Regions from separate parts of the Homo sapiens genome. Here region 2 is linked to region 1. The links are chromatin loops, found by intact Hi-C in ENCODE. Cell type or tissue: endothelial cell of umbilical vein. All regions are shown on one strand.

The links. Hi-C counts contacts between places; a loop is a spot of excess contacts. Peaks named below come from ENCODE experiments on the same cell type or tissue, not always from the same donor. Only the 100,000 strongest peaks of a DNase experiment are listed, where the experiment ranks them.
Region 2: it touches region 1 in a loop (6-fold over the local background); 23 of 110 quality-filtered maps call a loop at or near these places.

The regions. Positions count from the first base shown.
Region 1 is chr3:161,414,393-161,416,892 of GRCh38, reverse strand. It overlaps LOC107986150 (a long non-coding RNA gene), which reads right to left. Exons shown (of 3, transcript XR_007096152.1): 3 at 2,033-2,500. Among named protein-coding and RNA genes, the nearest start is that of LINC02067, 11 kb to the left of the region's middle. In endothelial cell of umbilical vein, no CTCF peak of the experiment used is centred here; DNase peaks (open chromatin) are centred at 912 and 1,222; H3K27ac peaks cover 1,905 bases.
Region 2 is chr3:161,314,925-161,317,424 of GRCh38, reverse strand. No RefSeq gene overlaps it. Among named protein-coding and RNA genes, the nearest start is that of SPTSSB, 55 kb to the left of the region's middle. In endothelial cell of umbilical vein, no CTCF peak of the experiment used is centred here; a DNase peak (open chromatin) is centred at 944; H3K27ac peaks cover 2,195 bases.

The DNA of each region.
Region 1 (2,500 bases):
CTTTATTTCTCAAACCAGCTGACACTTAGGGAAAATAGAAAAGAACCTATGTGAAATCGGGGGCAGGTTCCCCCGATACCCCTTCCATTAAGTTCATCCACCAGTACCACCAGCTATCTAGATAGTTCTCTCTAGCATTATGGAAGCTTCCGGAAATGGAGTATTGTGGGGAATCAGGCCTGCCTGACCCTGCAGTTGCCCATGTGGTTATGAGAAGAATCTCTCTGTAAGATTCTCCTTTTTTCCAGAAGGAAATAGAGCAGAAAACACTCTTCTTTTCCCTCTGTCCTTATCCTACCTAAAATTGCTCTATATTCAGCACTGTGGCCCAGAGAGGGTCCCGCAGACAGGCTTTCTTACCATCTGCTCCTGCTGCCTCTGTTACCTCCTTCCTACCACAAGAACAGCTCTCCTCTTTATCTTCCTTCCTGTCCAGGACTTGCCTGGAGAAATACTGGTGATATCCTCAGTCAGGTAGGCTACAACTGACCTCTGTGCCCCGATGGGACTCATCTTCCCTTTCCCTGAAGATTTTGACTTCATGGTTTATGCTCGAAGGTGAAAGACTAGAGGAAAAAAATAAAAACTATTCTAGAGCAAAACAAAATGTGTCTGTTCAGTATTTTCTAAATTGTAATTCCCTTACATTTATTTTCTCAGAAGCAGAAGTTTTGAACTCCTTTCAAGAATTTCTTTACCAGCTTTTACTCCCTTAGTTGCCAGGACAACTTCAGCATTCCAACCAGGCCTTTTCATTACCTCATTTAAAAAGCAAACACACCAAGAAAAACCCATGTAAACTAGTTTCTCTAAGTGTTGATGTGGAGCCAAAACAAGCCAGCAGTAAGTGACCAGAGGCTGTAGAAAAGCCTCGGGGGAGGAAGTGAGCACAGGATTGAATCCAGAGTACATTACTCCTAGAACTTGGGGAAAATAAAAGTATGTTTAGAAAATTTGAGGTCAGAATTATTAGTGAAGTAGACTTGTTTTATACAGCAGTGAACACACATTCATAATTACCTTAATGATCTTCAATATCACATAGTGAAGACACCCTCCAATTTCAAAAGGTGAGCCCTGCCCTATAAAATTTATCACACAAAACCAGTTCTATCTAGCTTTTTTTAAAATGAATCTTTCAATGCTATTGCCTAATTGAATAAAGCTTTAGTATGACTCAATTTAATTTGAATTTATTTAGGAATTCATCCAAATACTGATGTAATTTTTGGCACAGTCATTTCTAAGGTCACAGGGTATGAGCAAAAGGACTAACTTTCCCATTACTTGTCATTTCCAGATAGCATATGTCCTTTTGCATACTGATTAGATCCTAGGGAAAAGTTGCAGTTCATTTTTACAGTGTTATTATTAAAGTCTCTAATAGATGCCAGGTGAATAAATTTGCATAATAACATTTTAGGCATTATATTTAAAAGTCATTTCTAAGCAAGATAAATTTTATTCAGTTATATTGATAACAATACCCATTACATATGGTTTTTAGCAAGTTCTTTTCAATACTTACGTAACAGTTTTGTTGTCTTACATGTATGACTTTAATCCACAATCAAAAAGAATAAATCTCCCTGCTTTGGTACCACCGTAGTTTTAAATGAGAAAAAAGAAAAAGTTATGAAGATGTGATAAGATGTGTTTTAAAATATAAGTATAAAGAAATTCTGGGGAAAATAGGCATAAATAGCAGTGGTAATTTACTGAGAATATCAGGCCTATCTATGCTCCTTACTTAAACTTCCCTGAAACTTAATGTAATTGTTAACCAGGTTGTAAAATGTCACTGAGAAAACCACAGCTTTTTAGGAACTGGAACCTCTTCAGTCATTTTCTTTTTACTTCAAAATCTATTTTTTTAATAACAAAGAAACACTAAGTATGAATATTCTTCTGTAAACTCCTATAGCTCTTTTTTGGTATGTGTGTTAATATACTTAACATGAATAGACCCTGCATATTATATCCATCCCACCATACACACACACACAAACACACACACACAGACACACACACACACACACACACACACACCCCAGATTATGAACCAGGGCAAAATTATATCTTAATCTTTTTTAATCTTCCACAATTTTTATTCCAGCATTTTGTAAACAATAGGTGCTAAGTAAATGTTTAGCAAGTTGAACTGAAGTTTGTTTTAATAATTTAAAATTTTAACTTATTTTTTTTAGAGAAACATGAAACTAAAATGCTACAGTACATTGCATGGCATACAGACTAAATTTTATTTTTAATCAGTTCTATTATTATACCTAGGTTCAGCAGAAATTTTGCTAATAAATCAATATGGTAGATTTCCAGGGTTTTAGATTGCCTATTCAAAATCTAAAGCTGTGTTGACAAAAGGTATATCAAAGAGACTGATTGCACAGGCTTCTGATCAAATTAGTATTGGATGAGCTTTATTGCCTTCCTTTTTAATATCTTACTACTGAAGGGAAGGTAGAATTTAATTGCGTTATTA
Region 2 (2,500 bases), 99 kb after region 1:
AAGATTACATAATTGTTTTGAAAAAAAATTATCCTTATCTACAAAGATCAATAACAAAAGATTAGTTGGGCTCAGTGGTGCGCACCTGTAGTCCCAGCTACTCTGGAGGCTGAGGCAGGAGACTAGCTTAAGCCCAGGATTTTGAGCCTGGGCAACACAGTGAGACCCTATCTCTAAAACATAAACAAACAAACAAAAAGGTGATACCAACCCAAGGTTAAACAGGCAGTTGCTGGGCAGATGTCCTTGCAAAAATATTTTTGTGTGTGTAAGGTTGCAATGACCTTTGTGCGAGGTTTTTGCAGTCTTTTATGATACTTTTGTTATCAGGCATACAAGATTGAATACCCTCTCCTCACAGCCTTCCCCACCTCTATTTGCCAGGGTTGTTATTGTTGCTATTGCTGTTTTAACATTAGTGACTCCATTTTGAGTCTGACAGCTTTCACAAGGGCATGTTTCTTCTCTGCCCCAGAACTTCAGAGCTCTCTGTTCTTCTGTGTTTCCTCCTTCCAACCCCAGGAAATCTTCCAGCCCTGGTCTCAGAGGAATCTTTTCCCTTGCGGGTTTCTGGCCAATATGTTGGCCTCACCTATTCTTCCAATGCCAGGAAAAACATGTAGACTATTTCACCTTTTTGCCCCAACTATATTCCTCCATGGAAGCAAAGAACAGGCTTAACTACCTATTTGAGTGGAAGGAAAGGAAAGGAGGAAATACAGAATAAAAGCATATGTTTAAAATTTTGAAATGTTATCCCGCCCCAAGAGTTTTCACTCATTGTTTTTTTTAACTTTCAGTTTTGCATGAATGAGTCCAAAGGTTGTGTAAAATTATAGAAATTTTTCTTTAATCATAATATGAAATGCAACTCACAGCTGTTCACATATCAGCTGAATCTAATCAGTGTCTGACTCATGGCCTCACCATTGTATTAGCTGTGCTAGTCAGACAGTTTCCTCCTGGCCTTCTTGGAAAAGATGGGCTTGGTGATTGGGTAGCCATGGCACTGCAGTAATAGTAGTAAGCAATTTGCCTTCTTTGAGAAAAGTTCTACTCTATTTTTTAGGTACACTCAGAACCCATACGCAAACGCACCACACACATTTTCTGAACAGAGGTGGGGCAAGCAGGTAGTAGACTTTCCTGCCACATCAGACCTCAAGGTAATGTTCTCCTTCCCCACCCTCCTTTCCACCCATCTCCTCCCACTCCCCCAACTAATTTCCAGCCTACTATTCATTTGCCAAGGCAGTCTGGGTTTCTTTGCCAAAAAACCACACCCAGGAAGGCTCCTTTGCCTGTATCCAGTTATACCAGCCCTGCTGCTTGTTGGAAGCCTCCCTATCCTTCACTTCCTTGAAGAGCCCTAAGTTAACCCACAGTTAACTGGGCTTCTTCTGAGACAGCAGTACCAGGGCTTACAATTTTGCACTAACATTTATAATGAAATTGTCAAACCCTCCATTTCAAAAATAGACCTGAAGTTGGTTTGGGGTTTTGTTTTAAGTAAGATGTATTTTCTTGTTCTTCGTTTACTCAGTCTTGGTTGAGATTGGATTTCAGTCTAACCTGTGCTACCTAGATGGGAAGATGGTGAACTATTTTACAGCAAAGACATCTCTCCCTCAGTCTAAATATTCTCTATGGTTGAATATTATACCCTACTTACATGGTGAATATTGGTAAGAATGAGAACTGATATAATTTGGAGATAAGTACCCCAGACTGAAGTTCCAATATCTGCATTCCAAATCATGACCTTGTCACTGTTTGTCCTTGGCAAGTCAGTGACTCTGTCTGGATCATTTCCCTATCTCTATGTTATGATATATTTTTGAAATACTTTCAAGTGTATTTTCACATCCTATAATTATCTTTGACTCTGCTAGCCCACTCATTTACATAGCATCTATTCCTTTAGGAGGGCAGATACCACTTAGAAAACAGGGTCAGCCTCTATGCCCAACACTACCTATTTTAAAAATTTATAGTGAAGTAATAATTCTGAAATCTCTAAATTCTTTCAGCTACCTTTTTATTTTAAAAAAAGCAAATCTTGGAGTTGGAGTGGCCACCTCATCTTGATTTGCCCAGGACTTTCTGTTTTATCAATGAAAGTCTCAAATTTTGAGAACTCCCTCAGTCCCATGCAAATCAGGTGACTGGTCACCCTACTTGGAGGTTTAATGATGAGTCATAGCATAGTGACAACTTAAGAAATGAAGCAGGATGGTAAGAATGTGAGCTGTAGGGAGTGTGGATGCTTCAGTCACCTATTAGCAAACTATTCCAAATGAATGACTTAAAACAAGGGCAAGCATTTATTTTGCTCGTGAATCTGGGCATTGAATGGCTTAGCCAGGTGGTTCTCACTCAGAGTATCTCTTGTGGTTGCCATCAGACAGTGGCTGAGCTGGCATCATCTTTAAGGATTCTTAGCTCACATCAGCTCCTGAGCTGGATGCAACTGAACAGCTGATAGCACACACTCCTCAGG